Linked DNA regions of Homo sapiens: region 2 is linked to region 1. A link is a loop called in an ENCODE intact Hi-C map of the cell type or tissue named here. Cell type or tissue: ascending aorta. All regions are shown on one strand.

What was found. A loop is a pair of places that touch in the nucleus more often than their neighbours do. Peaks named below come from ENCODE experiments on the same cell type or tissue, not always from the same donor. Only the 100,000 strongest peaks of a DNase experiment are listed, where the experiment ranks them.
Region 2: it touches region 1 in a loop (6-fold over the local background); 13 of 110 quality-filtered maps call a loop at or near these places.

The regions. Positions count from the first base shown.
Region 1 is chr1:202,312,836-202,317,835 of GRCh38, forward strand. It overlaps LGR6 (leucine rich repeat containing G protein-coupled receptor 6), which reads left to right. Exons shown (of 18, transcript NM_001017403.2): 17 at 1,967-2,047. Among named protein-coding and RNA genes, the nearest start is that of UBE2T, 27 kb to the right of the region's middle. In ascending aorta, a CTCF peak has its summit at 2,951 (motif pointing left); a DNase peak (open chromatin) is centred at 2,946.
Region 2 is chr1:202,234,257-202,239,256 of GRCh38, forward strand. LGR6 (leucine rich repeat containing G protein-coupled receptor 6) reads left to right here. Exons shown (of 18, transcript NM_001017403.2): 4 at 1,666-1,737. LOC101929388 (a long non-coding RNA gene) reads right to left here and starts at 4,745. Exons shown (of 5, transcript XR_922425.3): 1 at 4,619-4,745. RefSeq lists enhancers at 1,363-2,055, 3,124-3,173. In ascending aorta, CTCF peaks have their summits at 2,270 and 3,027; DNase peaks (open chromatin) are centred at 1,785, 2,275, 3,035 and 4,935; H3K4me3 peaks cover 357 bases; H3K27ac peaks cover 4,765 bases.

The sequences.
Region 1 (5,000 bases):
TTCAAAATTCGTATAGAATTTGTGGACCTCCAGCATGTCTGCAACCCCCTAGAGTTCACAGGCCCTAGTTTGAGAAACACTGCAAAAGTGAATAAGAAAAAAAAAGTGTAAGGCCGGGCACGGTGGCTCACGCCTGTAATCCCAGCACTTTGGGAGGCCGAGGCAGGCGGATCACAAGGTCAGGAGATCCAGACCATCCTGGCTAACACCATGAAACCCCATCTCTAAAAAAATACAAAAAATTAGCCAGGCGTGGTGGCGGGCGCCTGTAGTCCCAGCTGCTCAGGAGGCTGAGGCAGGAGAATGGCGTGAACCCAGGAGGCAGAGCTTGCAGTGAGCCGAGATCATGCCACTGCACTCCAGCCTGGGCAACAGAGCGAGACTCCATCTCAAAAAAAAAAAAAAAGTGTAAAGCCTGGACTTAGAATTGAAAAGAACATTAAAGATGATCTAGTCCAGCCTCTGACTCAGGTAGAAGTGCTTTCTCTCCCATTGGGGACTTTCTGTTTAGTATCATCAGTGACAAATTATGTTCAGCTCATGCATCTGTAAATCTCCTGAACCCTCCCCACCCCCTGACCCCCCAAAGTAATCAGTCCCTTGCCTGGGAAAGCATGATGGTTAAACATCTGGGCTCTGTAGTCAGACAAACCTGCATCTGAATTCTAGTCTATTGCTGTGAGGCTGCAGGCAAGCCACTTAACTTCAATGAGCCTCAGTCTCCTTATCTGTCACCTGCCTCACATGGATGTTGTGAAGGTTAATGGGACCATGAAGATGAGGACTGACTGGGCACAGTACCTGGTGCCGAATAAGAACTCAAGAAATGTTAACCCTTATTGTTCAGTGAATCTATTAGCTGAAAATTTTTTTCTAATTGATACATAATAAATGTATGTATGGGGGGCACATGTGATTATTTAATACATTCATATAATGTATATAAAGATCAAATCAGAGTAATCGGGATATCCTTTGCCTTAAAAATTTGTCTTTTCTTTATGCTAGGAACATTCAAATTATTCCCTTCTAGCTAGTAAATAAATCTGTTAGTTGATGGCACTCATTGTAGCATGACAATTTGTTTCCTTATTAGTCTCCACAAGCTCTTTGAGAGCAGGTCCATCTCTTATTCATCCCTGAAATTCTTCTGCATTTGCCCAGTGCCAGAATTGCACTCAGCAGATGTGGACCTACTCTGCACCTGTTGAAGGTGGGGTGTTCCTTTGCTGGACAGCTCTAATTGTGGGAACTTACTCTTGTTAGGAAGTAGTAGAGTGTCTCCATTCGAATCATAATTTGCCTCGTTCTACAGTCCATCCATTGATCCTGGTTCTACCCTCTGGGGCAAAACAGCATGTAGAAGTCAAATTCCTTTACCCCTAACAGTCCTTCAGCCCTTTGAGGACGGCCATGATACCCCCACTTACTCTTACCTCCTCCAAGTTAAACACCGCCCAGTTGCTTTGACTGTTTCTCTCACAAATGGCTTCTGCTCTCCCACCCCCTAGTTCACTCGTTCACGTCTAAACACACTGCAGCTCACTGATGTTTTTCTTAATGTGTAGTTTTCACAACTGGACACAAAATTACAGTGACAGCCCAGCCAGAGTAGAGAATGTGTGATCACTAGCATACATTATTGAAACAGCTTCCACTCCAACTCGAAGCAGCACTTGTGGGTAAGGCTGACTGGAGAGGACATAGAGCCCTGACTAATAGAAAGAGAAGGTCTAGGTGAAATGTTTGCTGTGCACTCTTCAGTGCAGATAATCCACATGTGGATAATAGGAAGCTGACCAAATCTTTACCCCCAAGGGTAGAAATGGATGTGCCGGGTTGCTAGAATGAACAGTGCTGAGCAGAGTTAGTAAGGGACATCTTAAAGGAGGGGGCATTTGGAGAAAGGTAGGGCTTGACTGACACCAAGACCCAGGACCCTGCATCACTTTGTCTCTCCTTTCAGATGACCAGGACCTGGATGAGCTCCAGCTGGAGATGGAGGACTCAAAGCCACACCCCAGTGTCCAGTGTAGCCCTACTCCAGGTGAGGTGGTGTCTGGGGAATGGGGACGAGGGGGAATGGAGAAAGGGCACCCAACCACCTAGTTGAGGTATTAGTTCAGCCTGGCATGTCTGCAGCCACATTCTTTGCCTGACTCCCAGCCTGCTGCAAGAGGGCCCTCCTTTCGTAATTCCTGGGGAAGGAACTGGAGTTCTTTCCCTTGGGTGGCTGCTTGAGGGGAGTAGCATGAATGGAGGCGAAGTCAAGCAATCAGCCAATTAGCATTTATGCATCCAGGATAAAACTACTGTTACACAGGAGAGAAGCAGGAAAGAATGCCTTGACCCCATTGCTCAGGGTGGCACGTGGGACTGCTTTTGAGTAATCCCTCAGTCTAAGACCCATACCACAGAATCCTAGAGCCAGGTGGGACTCCAACAGGTCACCTTCTCCATCCCTCCCTGCTCCATCCCAGGAAGATTACAGTCTCTGTTAAAACTCTGCACAGTGGAAAAACTCCATAGTATCCCTGGGTAAGTCCTTACAGCACCATCTAACGCTTATAGTTGCGGAAGCCTCCTTTAGCATCTAACCTAAATCCATCCTGCTATAAAGAAAGCAAAAAAGAAAATTCTCTTTCTCTTTGGTGCAATTCAACTTGAGACATTTAGAGTGAGGAAGTCCCTTCGCTTGCATATAAAATGCTAACAGGCCACAGAAGGTGGCAAGCAGCATGCTACTTAGGCAAGGATGGGATTCTTCAGAATGAACAGAAGTGATGAACAGTTTGCTTCTTCTATTTCGTTCCACCTCCGTTTTCCAGTTTTCCAGCTTTCTCTGGCCCAGGACCCTTGCCTTCTCCCTTTACCCTCTCTAAAGCCTATAGAGTGATTGCCTGGCCTTGCCCAGCCCGAGTTTTCAGTGCTTGGTGACAACAGCACGCCCTCTAGTGCCAGCTTGGGGCCAGAGCACTAACCCAACCTGGAGGAAGCAGGTGCTGCTTCTGACTTGGAAAAACACACATGCTGCATTCACAATGCCATGGAAATTTCACCTCTGAAAACCAGTAATCAGCAGGGATGAGGTAAAAGAGGAAGTTCCAAAAGACAAAGTCCAACTCGAGCTTGCTTCTAAAATAACTCACACCAAATGGTCAAATAATTATGGTACATTTTATGGTACATAAAATATGTTTTGAGTAATATAAAAATATTTCTCTGGGAAAAAATTTGGGAAAGTCTGCTTGATAAAAATGTGACTTAAAGAGAACGAGAAACGCATATACAGTTGTCTTAGTCCGCTTCGTGTTGCTATAACAGAATACCTAAGGCTAGGTAATTTATAAAGGAAAGAGTTTTGTTTGACTCACAATTCTGGTGGCTGGGAGGTTCAAGATTGGACAGCTGCATGTGATGAGGGCCTCAGGCTGCTTCAACTTGTGATGGAAAGCAGAAGGGGAGTGGGTATGTGCAAATAGATCACAGGGTGAAAGAGAAGCCAGACTCCCTTTAACAACCCACTCCTAGGGAACTAATCCATTCCCTGGATTGATTGAGAACTCACTCACCCTCACAGAAGGACATTAATCTGTTCCTGAGGGATCTGTCCCCATGACCCAGACACCTCCCACTAGGCCCCACCTCCAACATTCCCACATTGGGGGATTCCATTTCAGCATGAGTTTTGGTGCAGACAAACCATATCCAAATGATAACAACAGTAAAATCTTAATTTAGCTTGAAAACCTATATGTATGTATGTATTTTTTAAAGACTGGACGGAAGCATACCAAAATAATGAGTTATCTCTGAGAGGTGAAGTCTCATGTCATTTTAATGTTTTCATGTTATATTTTCAAATTTTCTACAGTTATCACCTATTATATTTGGTAATAAGAAAGAAAAGGTTTAAAAATAGCTCCCACAAAAGCCTCTCAAATTCCCAAGCTACCAAGAAACACATTGAAGAACAAGAGTGGAAAGCCAAAGAAAATGAAGAAATAATATTTCCAAAGTTACAAGGTGATTTAGGAACAGACTTTGGAGAGAGGGATGGAAAACACCAGGATCTCACGCATCTCGTGTGGACCTAGGTTGGAAAACCCCAGAAGTCATCTGTATTTTGATTTACTGTACTTGAGGCAATTTACCTCCGAAATACTGATTGACTGACAAGTATTCAATGTGGTCTGTACCCCTCTCACAGAGCAAGGGAGAGCCAGCCTGGTATAATATTTGGTCAGGACTCTCCCACAGTGGAGGACTTAGTGGATCACTGGGGACTGACTGAGAGAAACAGAGCCTCAGGCATAGACTGGTTACTGTCTGGGCAGTCCCTCATGCCTCTGTCCCTACCCACCATAGCTCCCAATTCTGATACCCTCTCCACTCCTTGATGGCAGCCTGTCCTTCCTTTCTTTCCAGTGCTGTCCTTCACTTAACATTTCCTCAATATCTGGGTTTGTACTGTATTAATTTGTACCATGTGTGTGTTTTTTTGTTTTTTTTTTGTTTTTTTGGGGAGAGAGAGAGTCTTGCTCTGTTGCCCAGGCTGGAGTGCAGTAGAGCAATCTTAGCTCACTGCAACCTCCGTCCCCCGGGTTCAAGTGATTCTTCTGCCTCAGCCTCCCAAGTAGTTGGGACTACATGTGCGTGCCACCACACCCAGCTAATTTTTTGTATTTGTAGTAGAGATGGGGTTTTGCTTTGTTGGCCAGGCTGGTCTCAAACTCCTGACCTCAGACAATCCATCCGCCTCAGCCTCCGGAAGTGCTGGAATTATAGTCGTGAGCCACCATGCCTGGCCTATATGCGTTCTATGTTCTGGTGTATTGAGAGGAGGGTTAGGGTTCACCCCACTTGCAGCTCTTCGGAAGAAGAGTCGTGTATGTCCCACAGCTGGGAGTTCTCTAAGGTGAGAGAACCTCCAACTTGGAGTTCTCTGGGGCCAGAAACAGGGTCAGCCTCCCTTAGACTGGGAGTTTTCCGAGGGCAAG
Region 2 (5,000 bases), 79 kb before region 1:
CCTAATCCCAGGGGTCCCCAAAGTCTGTCTTTGTTCTTTGTTCTCCCTTCTGTAGCCTTGCCTCTATGAAGGGCTCCTCCTATCCCCACCCATTCCCACAGTGAGATCAGCATTCTTTTGTTCTTGTGATGCTGAGGTTGGGTTCATATTTGAGATTTTCACATACCCGTAAGAGGAGTTTAAGAGAGATGACATGTGACTCTGACCAGGACGTCACATAGGAGGCATGGAAAACAACTCAGGCTCATCATCTTACTGCTCAGCATTTTCTGGCCACTGCTGTATCCCACCACTATGATAGATGCTGTGGTGTAATGGTTAAGTGTCTAGACTGTGGACCCAAACTCTCTAGGTTCAAAGCCTAGCTCTGTCAGTTAGCAGTTGTGTGCACCCTCAGCATGAGGATGATAATAATCCCTATCTGTTGGAGTTGTAACAAGGGTGAGTTTGAATTAATACAAGTTCTAAGACCAGGACCTGGCACATTAGCCATTCCTATTATTAAACTAAAGGACCAGAAATTGGGCTACTCTTCCTGAAGCGTGGAATTACCTTAATGATTGTGCACCAAGGCTTCCCCCTCTGAAAGATGGATGGATACACCATAAAGGGGTAATTGAGTCTCCTAGGGTAGGGCTCACTCACTGTGCCCAGGGCAGTCAGCAACTTCCTCCCTTCTTGCTTCCCCAGCTCTTCCATGAACTCCCTGTGTGCTCTCCTTCTCATTTCTGGATCTAAAGGCCTGGAGGGTTTTCCTCCTATGTCTTTACCCAGTTCCTTCTCTTGCTCAGGGCTCTGTGCCTCAGGGGACTCCCTGCGCTTTCGAGTGCTATCCTCAAAACTTTCTAAGTCCCCTCTGATGCCTGGGGTTGGCTAGAGTCAGCAGTGCCACCTGGAGTGGCGCCCCAGGCCCTGTTTCTCCCCTTGTACATGCTCTCTGACCCTCTACCCTACACATGGGGTTCCCAGGTGCCCTGAGGAGCTCCAGGACTCCTGCCTATGGAGTCATCGTGGGGTTTTGGGACTTAGGTCCTGGTCCCCAGAGGACAGCTAGTGAGCAGATCGTTTTCATTGGCTGGCACAGCACTTCTTTGAGGGATTAGGTGAGATTGGGCCATGAGAATAGTGCAGATACACTCCTCTGGAGTACTTCGAATTGTTCCTACAGACAAAGGCTGAAAAAAATGTATTTGCCTGGGGCACTGACACCCTAAGGGCAGCCTTATCCTCATCCACATCCTCCCCTTCCATAAAGAAACCTTTAGCCTTTCAGATGAATAGACACGGAAACTGACAACCTACATTTTCCCACATCCTTCCTGACCAAACTTTAACAAAATCCCAAGTACTCTTGACTTCAGAATGTCTTCTCTCCTTCCTCTCCATGGTCTTCTTCACCCCTGCCTCCTCCTAGGGTCCCTTCTGAGATGCTCTCCCTGAACACTGGGCCTCCCTGCCCCATGTACAACACCCCAGGGACCTCAGCAGCCTCTGAATCTGCACTAACAAAGCAGGGGAGCTGGACCAGACTCTCTCTGGGGCTCTGAGGCTGGGGTGAGAAGGAGGGGTCTGGCTTGGGACTGGGGGTTCAAGGGAGGAGTCAGCACCCTCCAGCCAGCTCTGCATACCATGTGCGTCCTTAAAGCCCTTTCTCTTCTCCCGTAGGATGCTGCAGAACAATCAGCTGGGAGGAATCCCCGCAGAGGCGCTGTGGGAGCTGCCGAGCCTGCAGTCGCTGTGAGTCATTAGAGGGCTGGTCTGGGAGTCACCAGCTTCCTGGGGCCTGAGTCACAGCCCAGGGCCCCCTGCCTCAGCTTTCCCTTCCCTCTGCAGGCGCCCCCTCTCCCAGTCCACGTTCCAGACAGCATGCCGCTCCTGGCTTTGGTTTCTCCGGGGTTTTCTGTTGTCATCAGTGTGTGGCTGTGTACACTCCTATGCATATTTCAGGAAAAGAGTGCTCCCACGCCCCACTGGGGGACTGTGGGAATGGGACCTCCCTAGGTGAGGCCACCAGGCCAGCGGTCCTGGGGCGACTGGTGTTCTGCCATTGGAGCCTGGGTTTAGGGGTGGAGACTGCCGCCCAAAAGAAGCATCAGGAAGGGGTTGTCTCCTCTACCTAGCCTGCTCTTGCCCCTGGGCTCTGCTGTGGGTGGGAAGGAGGCTAGGCTCAGATACTCATTTTCTCTACTTGGGGGTGGGACTGTCCACAGGGACTCACAGGCCACCCATAACAGATCCCTCCCTCCAAGGAGCCCTGTAGTTCCCTTCTTGTCCAGCAGGGGCATCGTGGAAGCCAGACCCAGCCTGAGGGTGGAAGCGGGAGCAGGTGCTCCAGGGTGATGTAACCCAGCCCAGTGGGAGCCGCTGGGCTTCATCCACATAATGCACAGCCCAAGGCCTGGAACACAGTAGGTGCCTCATACATGCTTGATGAACCTAACTTAATTATCAGGTACAACTTCATCCGATGGGAGAGTGAACAGATATTTTGGGAGAAGTCAAAGTTGGGGGGCAAGATTGGGGCACAGCAGTTAGCTAGTGGGGGAAACTGAGTCATAGTGGGCATGCAGTGTGTCCGAACAAAGGCCTCTCATATTCTCAGACTTTGGCGCTGTTCAGTCTGTGGATGTGGAAGTCAGACAACTTCTGACTTCTCCTTGGGTGGAAGGAGAAATGAGGTGGGAAAAGGTGACTTTCCTTCTCATGACTGATATTTAGGCCCCATTCCACCTTACACAGAGGGCCAGCTGTGGGGGTCCTGGCTAGCAGCTGTGCCACACCCCCCGTGGTGAGGGCTTTCCTCTCCTACTCCTTCCCTGGGTGCCCTCTACCCTCCTGCCTCTGTGTCTGGTCCCTGGCACCCCTCAGCTGCTCGATCGATCGGCCCCAGTGGCAGAACCTGCCTCCCTGCACTCTCTCAGCTTCTGCCCCCCCTTCCCAATGAGTGCTGGGCGTCTGGCCCCAGCCCTCTCCTCTCCCTCCATCCAGCCTCACCCCTGGACAGGGCCAGGCAACCCAGTGTGCCCCTAGAGGCCAACGTCGGAAGACCAGAGGCCAGGCAAGCCTGTGCTTGCTCCCCACCCGCAGGGGCAGACTAAACATTTGCCTAGGGCACCAGCGCAGCAGGGACAGCCAAAAATAAGGGAGGAGGAGTGAGGAGAATTTGACATTTCATCCACAGCCTCAAAGAGGACTTCATAGGGGAAAAAAATTAGACTTTCACTGGACTTCTTCACACTTTTAAGGTTGTTAATTAAGTTTACTTTTTTAAAAAAAATCGTGAATCACATATTCTGAGTTCTTGGGGCTTCTAAAGGTCTTGCTTTCGGACTAGGCATGGAGCTTTTGGGCAATGCAGACAATTTTCCCTACACTTTCTGGGAAGTGGGCAGCCCTTGTGGCTGGGAGAACCAGACCATTAGCTTCCACTTTCAGCCCCATTATTCTCCTTTGCCTGGGTATAACAGGGCAGGGGACAGAGGTCAAGTCCCCCACTCCCCCAGTTATAAGGCAGATGAGAAGATTTTGCTTTTTGCAATCCTGCAAGAAGAGCACTGGCCTGTGTGACAGAAAATGTGGCTTCAAGTCCTGGCTCTGATCGTGACTACTGTGTCATTTGCCCTCTCTGCACCTCAGTTTCTCTATCTTCAAGGTGGGGATAATTATCTTCCCTGCCTCACAGGGTGTTGGGAAGATCAAATATATAGTCAATGTGAGGGGGATTTGCAAAAAAAAAAAAAAAGACTTCACACAGCTATAATGTATGATGATGTTATTGTGAGATCGTTCATCTAACCAGTCATTGATCCTCCGCCGTTTTTTTGTTTTGTTTTGTTTTTGTTTTTGTTTTTGTTTTTTGAGAAAGGGTCTGGCTCTGTCACCCAGGCTGGAGTGCAGTGACCTGATCGCAACTCACTGCAACCTCCACCTCCTAGGCTCAAGCCACCCCTCACCTTAGCCTCCTGAGTAGCTGGGACTATAGGTGTGCACTACCACGCCAACTAATTTTTGTATTTTTTTGTAGAGATGGGGTTTTGGTTTTGCCATGTTGTCCAGGCTGGTCTCGAACTCCTGAGCCAAAGCAATCCACCTACCTTGGTCTCCCCTCCCACAGTTCTGGGATTACAGGAGTAAGCCACTGTGCCCAGCCTGATCCTTTTTTTTTTTTTTTTTTTTTTTTTTAAGACAGAGTTTTTTTGCTCTGTCGCCCAGGCTGGAGTGCAGTGGTGCGATCTCAGCTCACTGCAACCTCCGCCTCCTGGGTTCAAGAGATTCTCCTGCCTCAGCCTCCCAAGTAGCTGGGACTACAGGCGTGGGCTACCACGCCCGTCTAATTTTTATATTTTCAGTAGAGACGGGGGTTTCACCATATTGGCCAGGCTGGTCTCGAACTCCTGACCTCGTGATTCACCTGCGTCGGCCTCCCAAAGTGCTGGGATTACAGGCGTGAGCCATGGGGCCCAGCTCTATTTTTTTTTTTTTTAAACAAAATTTTTTGAGGTGGCAGAACCAGAGTTGAGCCTTGAAAGACTAGTATGAATCAGGTGAAGAGGCGGGGAATAACGTTTCAGACAGAGGGAACAGCACACGCTGCAAAGGCACAAAGTTAAGAAGGAACCTGAAAGGTTCTTGTATCGGTTGGAATCCCGAGAGCTCCCCAACAGCTAACACGAAGCGGTGCGTTTTAACAAGAGCCTGGGTGCCGGCGGGCTGAGGCGTAAAATGGCGTCAGCCCCCAAAATGGCGTCAGCCCCAAGTGAGGACGGGGCAGGGGTTTTATTGTCTCCTATAAACAGGGGGCGTCTCGGTCTGACGTAACTGCTACGCGGTACCCGGATGGCCTCTTTCTCCATCTTCAGGGGTAGGTGTCTTCCAACCAGGGTAGGTGTCTTCCGGCCGGCTCTTTTCCTGCTTCTGCTGTCTTGCTGGCGTACGCAAGTAGCCCTGCGCCTGGCGACTGGGCCTGAGAAGGGAGGGGTTACTCATCCCTTCAAGCTTTC